Linked DNA regions of Homo sapiens: region 2 is linked to region 1. The links are chromatin contacts, found by Hi-C or POLR2A ChIA-PET in ENCODE. All regions are on one chromosome and are shown on one strand. Each heading gives the region's core, a stretch centred on a gene start or an enhancer-like site at or near the end of the contact. The rest is flanking DNA. Distances are from core to core; before and after follow the strand shown.

Region 1 (5,393 bases), core at 1,512-4,011:
TTTTGACATCCAGAGACCCTGAGAGCTCAGAAACATTGTAGCATCTCCTCCCCATTCCTCTGTGCACTGAGTTCTTGCTTCAGCTACTCCTTAGAGTCCAGGGCCCAATCTATACCACATTAATGACTCTCTCCCCAAGAGCTGTAGTGTTCTGGTCAATATATCTCCAAAAAGCTATTTTTTAACATAGAATCATTTTCATTAAGCAATCCCTAATGTCTTTTTCTGTCTGTTACTTCGTGAGAATATGCTGAAAGAGTTTTTTTTCAAATTAGTTTCCAACCACCTCAACTGCCACCACTCTGGTAGAAACCACCTGAATTCAGGAAATTGTTCTTCCACTAGTCTTGCTGATACTATCATTGCCCTTCCTTTTTTTTTGAGACGGAGTTTTGCTCTTGTTACCCAGGTTGGAGTGTGGTGGCATGATCTCGGCTCACTGCAACCTCTGCTTGCTGGGTTCAAGCGCTTCTCTTGCCTCAGCCTCCCGAGTAGCTGGGATTACAGGTGCCTGCCACAACGCCCAGCTAATTTTTGTATTTTTAGTAGAGAGAGTTTCACCATGTTGGCCAGGCTGGTCTCAAACTCATGATCCACCTCAGGTGATCCACCCGCCTTGGCCTCCCACAGTGCTGGGATTACAGGTGTGAGCTACTGTGCCCACCCATCACTGTCCTTCTTCACTCTGCTCTCATCTCTGTTCTTACATCAGTAGACAGAGTGATCACCTTAAAGCAGATGTCAATCATGTCACTCTCCTGTTCAAACCCATGCCACCCAGAGCGAGGCCAGACTTCATAATGGTCCAGTTAGGTCCACATCACACATGCCTTCCCACTGCCTCAATCCTCAGAGCTCACCATATTTTTTTTTTTTTTTGAGACAGAGTCTTGCTCTTTTCCCCCAGGCTGGAGTACAATGGCGAGATCTTGGCTCACTGCAACCTCCACCTCCTGGGTTCAACTGATTCTCCTGCCTCAGCCTCCCGAGTAGCTGGGACTACAGGCATCCGCCACCACACCCGGCTAATTTTTGCATTTTTTTAGTAGAGACACAGTTTCACCACATTGGCCAGGCTGGTCTTGAACTCCTGATCTCTGGTGATCTTCCTGCCTTGTCCTCCCTAAGTGCTGGGATTACAAGCGTGAACCACCGCGCCTGGTAAGAACTCACCTTTTATGCCTCTCCAGGCACACTCCCATCTTAATCTTCCACACTGTTCTCCTTTTAAGCCCGTGGGAAAAACCATTAAAGCCTTTAATTTCCTCGCATTCTTAAGATTCTACTCAAATGTGTTCTTACAATGAAAACTATTTAAAACTTTCATAAAAACTATTTAAAGTTGCAAGGCCTTCATGAGGTCTTTACAGAGTCATTACCCTAATGTAACTTCTTGAAGATGTTACTCCATAGTATTAGTCATCTTCTTGTGTACTCTAACATTCATCGATATGGTCTATGATCACTTTCTATTTGGATGTAGGCTTCCACGTATATTTCATATTTATTGAATGTTAAATGGATGCTAATTGCACGTTTTTACATTAGCAGCCTGCTTTATAATCAATTTTATCCCATATGTTGGGTCTTGTGCCTGACTAGACGCCTCTGGGAGACAGTCAGTATGTAGGCAGACATGGATTCTACCCAGGAGTAAGGCAGAGACACAGGATGGCAGTTACAGTGAACTCTGAAGGGTGAGAGCAGAGGCCAGAATGGCATGTGTCAGAATATCTGTAACATATCAATCAAGGTGCAAATTGCTCACAAGTGAGCTTAAGATAGGACATACTCTATATCAAATTCTTAACAAGAAGATTAAATCCGTGGGCTCCTTCTGAGCCCACAATGAACAACTTCTGTTAAGTAATTGTGAGCAAAGAAAAGCAATAACAAATTGAGGTTACAAATCAATGCCAAGGTGTGTCTAAGAGGAAGAATGATGAGGAGCAAGTTCTGAGACAGGTGAAGACGCTGGTAGCACATGGGTTACTGAAGTAAAAGTAAACAGGTATGTTCAGGGATGTGCAAGGAGAGCCCTGAGACCTGCAGAAAGACATAGGAACAGAGGGAACAGAGCGGTGTGCGGCAGTCACATCACTCAACCTGCTATTGTCAGGGAGGCCAAGGACTAAGAATACGTGAGGATGGCCACAGAAAGCCCCTTAGTGGTTGCCAGGAGGGCAGCAAAAGAACCCACTTCAACCCCTGGCCGTGCTCCCATGGCTCCATTCTATCTGACGCCACATACTAGGAGCTAAGCCCTGCACACACTTGGAAAACAGAGACCTCCTTTCACCAACTTCTCTTTTGAGGAGGGAGTAGGAGGTGGAAAATAAGAGATCTTCTGTTCATCTCTTTGAGAGAGAGAAAGAGAGAGAGAGAATTGTTTCCTTTGCAAGGTAGAAAATCAAAATTATACAATAGGAAGGGAATGGAAATAGATTCAGCCTGGAGGAAAAAAAGACACCCCAGAAAACAAAGGCGGCCTTCTGCCTCTTTAACACTGCTTTCAAGGCTGTCCCTCCCCAGACTCTAGGCTGCTATCAGTGTGCACTCAAAGCAGGAAGCCTGCAAGCTAGCCTTTGCTCCCGACAGAGCAGGGGAGACTTGGGGCCATAAATCAAATTCCCCTAACTTCACTGAGAACTTTTCTCCTGGAGTCTCATACCCTCTACCCCCCACAAACCTCCCCACACACCTTCAGAGCAACAGAAATCTCGGCTCCTGGTTGAAGAGGTGAAGAAAAGCCAGGGTGGGTGTGGTCAGGATTCATTCAACAAATGAGGTTCCTCTGTGTGAAGAAGTCCCTCCCTCCTGAGGAGGAACTGCCTGAGAAATGAAAGTGAAATTTTTGGGGCTGTCAGGAAGAGAAAAGGGGAAGGAGCGTCTAGGTGAAATGAGCTGTGTAGTCCTTTAGAGCCTCTGGACAGAAGGTAATGCTCTTAATCCAGTGATTCTCGAGGGCAGAATGGAGGATTTGCACTAGATGGCACATTTGGCAATGTCTGAAGAGATATTTGGTTGTTAACTAGGGGAATGCTACTGGCATCTTAGTGGGTACAGGTCACAGATGCCGCTAAGCATTCTACAATGTATGGGACAGTTCCCACAGCAAAGAATGATCCATTCCAAAACATCAATAGTGCTGTGTTTGAAAAGCCCTGTTTTAACCTTCCCTGCCTCCCAGGCCAGCTAAACACCCAACTCCCCTTCTCCTACCACTTTCATGGTTGCACATGGTCCCTCGAATCAGTTTACCAATTTGAATTATCCTTCAGCTCCAACGATCCACTTGTGTGCTACCTACCAAAGTACCATGTCACCCGCTAGGAGATGGAGGATGGGTGGCGGAGAGGTGGATGGTGCTGAGAAAAGTTGGCTACAAAGGACCTGGGGAACTTTTGGGAGTGTTGGAAATGCTCTAAATCTTTAAAAGGGGTAAAACTTTTTCAAAACTCATCAAACTGTGCACAGTAAATGGGTGCATATTATTGCATATAACATATATATCAGTAACATTATTTAAAAATGAAAAGTCTTCCAGGTAATTTTTACGCGAATCTGAGGCTGAGAACCACTAGTTGTAAGTAGTAAATCAGGAGTTTTGTGCCCTGGACAGAAAGGGCTGCTTTGAAACTGAGGTAACCTTGAAATCAAACCGAACGAGGAGGAAACTTGAACAAGAGTTGCCACTCGTTTGGTCACAGGATGACCCCACATTGTGCCTCCACAAACAGCATGCTCCATTTTCATGAGGAATATAAGTTGATAGATTCATTTTCTGTGCTGTATGCATCAAAACAATCCTAGTCTACCTCCTGTAGAGCACATTACATAATAAAAGGTGCCACCTTTGGAAACCACCTGACAAGGTACAATTTTCATTTTTGCCCTCTCCATCTGACTCATGCATGGTGATCAAGGACAATTATAAACTTGTTGGAAGTTTAACAACTTTCCCACAAAAATGTATCCACATCCAATACCTTGGGAATATGCTTTGACTACTTTTAAGGGAGTCAATTACTATCAGGTTAGTGCAAAAGTAATTGCGGCTTTTGAAATTAAAAGTATTATAAAGCCAACTGTGGTGGCTCACACCTGTAATCCCAGAACTTTGGGAGGTTGAGGCGGGCGGATCACAAGGTCAGGAGTTCGAGACCACCCTGGCTAACATGGTGAAACCCCCGTCTCTACTAAAATTACAAAAAAAAAAAAAAAAAATTAGCCGGGCATGGTGGCATGCGCCTGTAATCCCAGCTACTCAGGAGGCTGAGGCAGGAGAATTGCTTGAACCCGGGAGGCGGAGGTTGCAGTGAGCCGAGATCGCACCACTGCACTCCAGCCTGGGTGTCAGAGCAAGACTCTGTCTCAAAAAATAAAAAAATAAAAATAAACAAAATAAATAAAAGTATTATAATAGCAAGAACCGCAATTACTTTTGTACCAACCTAATACTTTCAGATTTCTTTTCCTTATTTCAATATTGGTAACTAATACATTTAGATAGTGTAAAAGGGAAGAAAATCTCGGGACCCAAAAATCACTAAGCCAAAGGGAAAAGTCAGGTTGAGAACTGGTTAGGGCAAACCTGGCTCCCATTCTATTCCAAAAAAAGACAGCTACTAAGATAAAAAAAAAAAAAAAAAAAAAGCTCCAGACAGAACTCAAAGTCACCCCTTTGCTCAGGTGAGATAAATGAATATCTGGTTACTTCCTTTGCCCTATTGCTTAATGCAACCTGTTTGTCTTTTATCTACCTATGACCTGGAAACCCCCTTCCGGACTCAGCTGTCCCGCCTTTGCGGACATATATTGATTGATGTCTCACATCTCCCTCAAATGTATAAAACCAAGCTGTGCCCTGACCACCTTGGGTACATGTTGTCAGGACCTCCTGAGGCTGTCATGGGTGCATCCTTAACCTTGGCAAAATAAACTTCCTAAATTGATTGAGAGTTTTCTCAGATACTCTTTCATTTACAATAGTAAAGCATCAGACAGATTTGTTAAAGCATGTGTTGAGATGTGTATATTACCTTAGCCCATCAGTTCTGTGTGGATGACATTCAATTTTTCATCATTCATTTTGTTCACTTGAGTTTTTTCCGGTTTTTTTTATTTGTTTGTTTGTTTTTTTGAGATGGAGTTTCGTTCTTGTCGCCCAGACTGGAGTGCAATGGCATGATCTTGGCTCACCGCAACCTCCGCCTCCCAGGTTCGATTCTCCTACCTCAGCCTCCTGAGTAGCTGGGATTACAGGCATGCGCCACCACGTCCAGCTAATTTTTCTTTTTTTCTTTTTTTTTTTTTTGAGAGGTAGTCTCGCTCTGTCGCCCAGGCTGGAGTGCAGTGGCGTGATCTCGGCTCACTACAAGCTCCGCCTGCCG
Region 2 (4,913 bases), core at 1,118-3,617, 76 kb after region 1:
TGTTTGTATCTCCATAGAGATGTAGTCACAAGCCAAAAATGTACCTCTGTATGATTCATTGTCTCTTCAAATCCAGTATGCATAACTTGGTCATAGTGAGTCATTCAGTCACTTGGTCAGTAATACTTATTTTTAGGTGTCTGCCAGGCAGCAATGATAATCAATGTCTTATTTCCCTTTCAAATCTGATACGTCCTCAAAACCTGTGGTTTTTTTCTAAATAACCTCTTGGATTCCCCGGCTGAGTGCAGGCACCCTCCTCCCCTACCCCAGTAGTTCAAACCCTCACTGCTTTCACTTGACTCAAAATATCAGAGTTGTTCATGGTCTCTTTACCTTGAGACTACTTTCCCATCCCCGTGCTACTACCCTTTTCACATGTCATTGAATTTTTATTTCTACAATGGCTCTCAACATATAGTTTTAATAGAAAAGAATGTCCTTTGGACTCGGAGAATTGTGTTTGAATTTATAGTCTATCTCTTAACATGTGACAATAGCTACATGCATTGTTTCCAAAATTACTTGATGTATTTTGCATACCATAAATAAAAATATAGTCAGGTCCCACTTAACAATGAGGATAGAGTCTCATAAATGTGTTGTTAGATGATTTTATTATTGTGCAAATATCATAGAGTGTACTTACACAAACCTGTGTGATACAGCCTTGGCTCTCTATTATATTCTATAGCTCCTAGGCTACAAAACTGTACATCATGTTACTATACCGAATATTGTAGGGAAGTATAATATAATGGTATTTGTGCATCTAAACATGTCTAAACATAGACAAGGTACTCTAAAATATGGTATTGTAATCTTATGGGACAATTGTTCAGAAACATTGTTATGTGGCATATTACAAAGTATAAATAGAAAAGGCAAAAAGAAAAGTAGAAAGATTTTTAAAAATTAAGACAAAAAATAGGCCGAAAATACACTTTCCACCTGCTATGAATTTTTGTTCTCTTATTATATGTGGGTCAGAAATTGAGCTGTAAGCTTTCTAACAGTCTATGTGAGAGTTAAACATGATTAGCTACATAATTCATGATGGCTATAAGTTACAGACAGTTAATTGTTAGAGAAGCAAAACTACTTCTTATATGAAGAATGGAGAAATATCTTTAGAAAGCTCTTAAAGAATAGGCAGTAAGTGATGCAATTAATCACATTCTTACAGAATACACAAGTTCATGTGACTCTTCAGTCCCTTATCCTAGTATAGAGAGGTGAAGCAACCTCAATTTTTATTCAGCGAAAGGTAAAAATTCTGTTGGGAGCCAATACAATACTAATCTCATTAGTTCTGGTTTATTCCAGATATTCTAGAACATTCAGAGTACTGAGTGGACTCCTGGCAATCTTTATTAATTAACACATTCAACAATATTTAGCAAACGTTTGACAAACATTGACAAAAACTGACTTGGCTTTCAGAATTGTTGGGTAAAAGCCTCTTAGGTAAAAATTGATATCTGGACTTGCAGAAATTCCTGACAGTACCAGCTGGTAGACCTAACAGTTTCTCCATAAGAATATATTTTATTTGCTCATATTGTTTTTACCAATAAAAATGTTTAATGAAGTTTAATGTTTTAAAAATTATAAGTGGGAGATAAGCTATAGGTATGCAAGGGCACACATAGTAGTATAATGGACATTGGAGACCCAGAAGAGGAGAAGCTAGGAGAGGGGTGAGGGATGAAACATCACCTATTGAGTACAATCTACGCAATATGGGTGACAGGTACGCTAGAAACCCAGACTTCAACCTTATACAATTCACCCATGTAATCAAAAAACACTTGTACCCCTAAAGCCACTGGAATTTTTAAAAGATAATATTAGAATTATTTCATGTGGGCCATATAATTTTCATCTTAACAGGTGCCCTAGGTTATTCCTTTACACCATAAGTTTGCCGATATGTTAAGCATTTTCACTAGCAGTATCCTATTAATTTGTCAATCCTTATAAAATCTTGAGAGACAGGTACTAATATGACCACCTTTTAATGGAAATTAAGTAACTCATCCAAAGTCCTTTATCTGGTAAGTGAGGGCATGAACTTGAAACCTGGGTGATATGATAGGCACATACACACAGCTTTCCACCCACATACACATCAGCTTACAAATAAATAAATAAATAAAGCACTCTAAGGCAGTGTTAACTCAAAGGCATGAACAAGGTTAATAGAATCTTTTTCATCTTCTTCCCTTGAGGGTGAGAAGAGGGCATGTCAGAGTCTCTAATCCCCTAACTACCTACCTTTTCCCCACAAGGAGCAGTGAGTGATCAGAGAAAATAAATGGACAGGGAATCAACCTCTCTAACGTCCTTCCTTTTCCTTCCACTCATGTTTTTTTTTGGTTGGTGTGTCTGCTGTCTTGTAGATTTTGTCAACACACTCTTTCTTCTTTCCCTTTGGCCTGATCCCCAAGATTTGGTGAGTATTGGCTGTTTGAAGGGGTTTGATTGGGACAAGACTTAGAGAAAGTGAGTGAAAAGCCAGGGCTCTATTTCTTAGGGACCATGGGCTGGGCACTATAATTTTCTTTCCTGAGCAACTCCCATTTATAAACTGAGGTCCTGATCTCCAGTACTTGTGTATATGCTCCACTGAGTTAAGCATCAAAAGATCAGAACAGATGGACAATTACACAGCTGCGTTAAGTATGACCACAGTTAGCAGTGTTAGGAAATTTCTGTTTCAGACATGTGACAAGAGTCCATAACTCTAACTTAAAATGTAGAATTAAGTGTGCTGGTATGTGTGTATGCCCAGGGGTGCTCCTGTTAATTTTTATCCATCTTGCAATTTCTGTTCTCTTTTCCACTGCATGGTCTGGTTGTTAATGATAATACTAATGATATAAAATATAACCTAATATAAAGAAGTAAAACTTGTTACATGCTTACTATGTTTCAGGTACTATATTAAAGAATATTTTTCGGCTGGGCGTGGTGGCTCACGCCTATAATCCCAGCACTTTGGGAGGCTGAGGCAGGTGGATCACAAGGTCAGGAGTTCAAGACCAGCCTGGCCAACATAGTGAAACCCGTCTCTACTAAAAATACAAAGAAATTAGCCAGGCATAGTGGCGGGCACCTGTAATCCCAGCTACTCGGGAGTCTGAGACAGGAGAATCACTTGAACCATGGAGGTGGAGGTTGCAGTGAGCCAAGATTGTGCCACTGCACTCCATCCTGGGCAACAGTGCAAGACTCTGTCTCAAAAAAAAAATTCTTTTTTCAATGTGTATCATTTTGTCCTAATAATAATTATAAAAATTAGAAATATTAATTTCTTTTAAAAACATAGGAACCCAAATATCATGTAGTTTAAATAGCTTGCCCAGATTCACATAGCTAGTAAATTGTGGAACCAGGATTAAATTGTGAAACCTAGCTTTCTGAGGCTCCAGAGTACATGCTCTGTGCCAATATTTTGCTAACATACTGTGGATGCCTGAGAGTATGTATGTGTATCTACCATAATACCATAATTATTGCTGATAAAATTAACACTAGTTCCTTTATATCACTCAATACCTAGTCCATATTTAAGTTTCCCTAACTATTCATTAATTGAATTCAATACCTGGTTTGTTTAAACAGAATTCAATCAAGAACTACACTGCAGGCCGAGCGTGGTGGCTCACGCCTGTAATCCCAGCACTTTGGGAGGCTGAGGTGGGTGGATCACCTAAGGTCAGGAGTTCGAGACCAGCCTGGCCAACATGGTGAAAGCCCGTCTCTACTGAAAATACAAAAATTAGCTGGGGGTGGTGGCGGGCGCCTGTAATCCCAGCAACTCGGGAAGCTGAGGCAGGAGAATCGCTTGAACCGGGGAGGCGGAGGTTGCAGTGAGCCGAGATCGTGCCACAGCACTCCAGCCTGGGTGACAGAGTGAGACTCTGTCTCAATAAAATAAATAAATAAATAACCACACTGCATTTATTTGTTTTTCTCTTAAATGTACTTTAATCTGGAAATGGATTTTCCTTATCTAATATTCCCCTTCCCCCTTTAATGGCATTGACTTGAAAAAAGAAAACAGATTGTTGTAGATTTTTCCACATTGTGGATTTGTCTGATTGTTAAATGAGAGAGTTAACCGTCTGTGCACCCGTGTGTGTTTGTGAATGCTTTTGGATGACTTCATGAACATCTGTTGTATTTGAGTTCATGGAAATACAAAAACTTGAGAAAACCTTTCCTCACATATGTATGAATAAAGGATGACCTCAGACAAGTTGGGAGTGCTGTGAGTTGTTATAGAGGCATTACTGGGGAAGAAGGTATAGGACCAGTGGAGAGGTTTTAGGAATTTACAAAGCCTGTGACAGTGACAAAATCTAATTGTGAAACATTTTGTTTATATTGTCAGCACATGTGTCGGGGGAAGATGGGAGGACAGGGGGCTTGTAATTGTGTAAGATTATGTATGGGTAAATATATGGTGGCAAAATATATGACAGAATGTAAGTGTAGGTCTGGATATGCCTGAGAATGTAAGTATTAAGGGTCTGTGTTTGAGAGAGTATGTGTCTTGGGTCGATGTGTCTCTCTAATAGATGTATGTTCACAAAAAAGCAGTCCTTCTTTTGGACAGAAACCTTGACTGATAGTGTCACTAAGTCCACAGTATTAGAATATTATTCACTTACGTAGTATATAAAGTGTTGGAAAACTATTGAATTTTTTTTTTTTTTTGAGGAGAAAGGCTAGTGAACCTCAGCTATAAGGGAATTTTTTAGTTTAAATCTGACTTACACATGTTATCCAGCATAGTGTAGGAACTCATCTGGTGTTTGCTGAACTGAATTAGGTTTTTAGATGGCAATAAAGGGGTGCTGATCTTACAAATGTAAGAGCCACAGTCATCAGGTAGCTTTAAGAGA

The links. A loop is a pair of places that touch in the nucleus more often than their neighbours do. ChIA-PET counts read pairs that join two places held with the same protein, here RNA polymerase II (POLR2A). Pooled maps may share reads with other maps.
Region 2: a loop to region 1 is called in a pooled map, with 2.9 times the contacts of the local background. The contact joins the promoter of OR52H1 here to the promoter of TRIM34 in region 1. A Hi-C loop is called at or near these places in 3 of 37 single-sample maps with no recorded cell type and 4 of 50 pooled maps. POLR2A ChIA-PET finds 5 or more read pairs at or near these places in 3 of 52 experiments (OCI-LY7, Panc1 and activated CD4-positive, alpha-beta T cell).

What each region holds. Positions count from the first base shown.
Region 1 is chr11:5,622,369-5,627,761 of GRCh38, reverse strand. It overlaps TRIM34 (tripartite motif containing 34), which reads right to left and starts at 2,761. Exons shown (of 8, transcript NM_021616.6): 1 at 2,702-2,761. All of the region lies in intron 7 of TRIM6-TRIM34 (TRIM6-TRIM34 readthrough), which reads right to left. It also overlaps a transcript of TRIM5 not described here. RefSeq lists enhancers at 2,243-2,342, 2,713-2,982, 3,073-3,152.
Region 2 is chr11:5,545,994-5,550,906 of GRCh38, reverse strand. OR52H1 (olfactory receptor family 52 subfamily H member 1) reads left to right here and starts at 2,367. Exons shown (of 2, transcript NM_001005289.5): 1 at 2,367-2,455.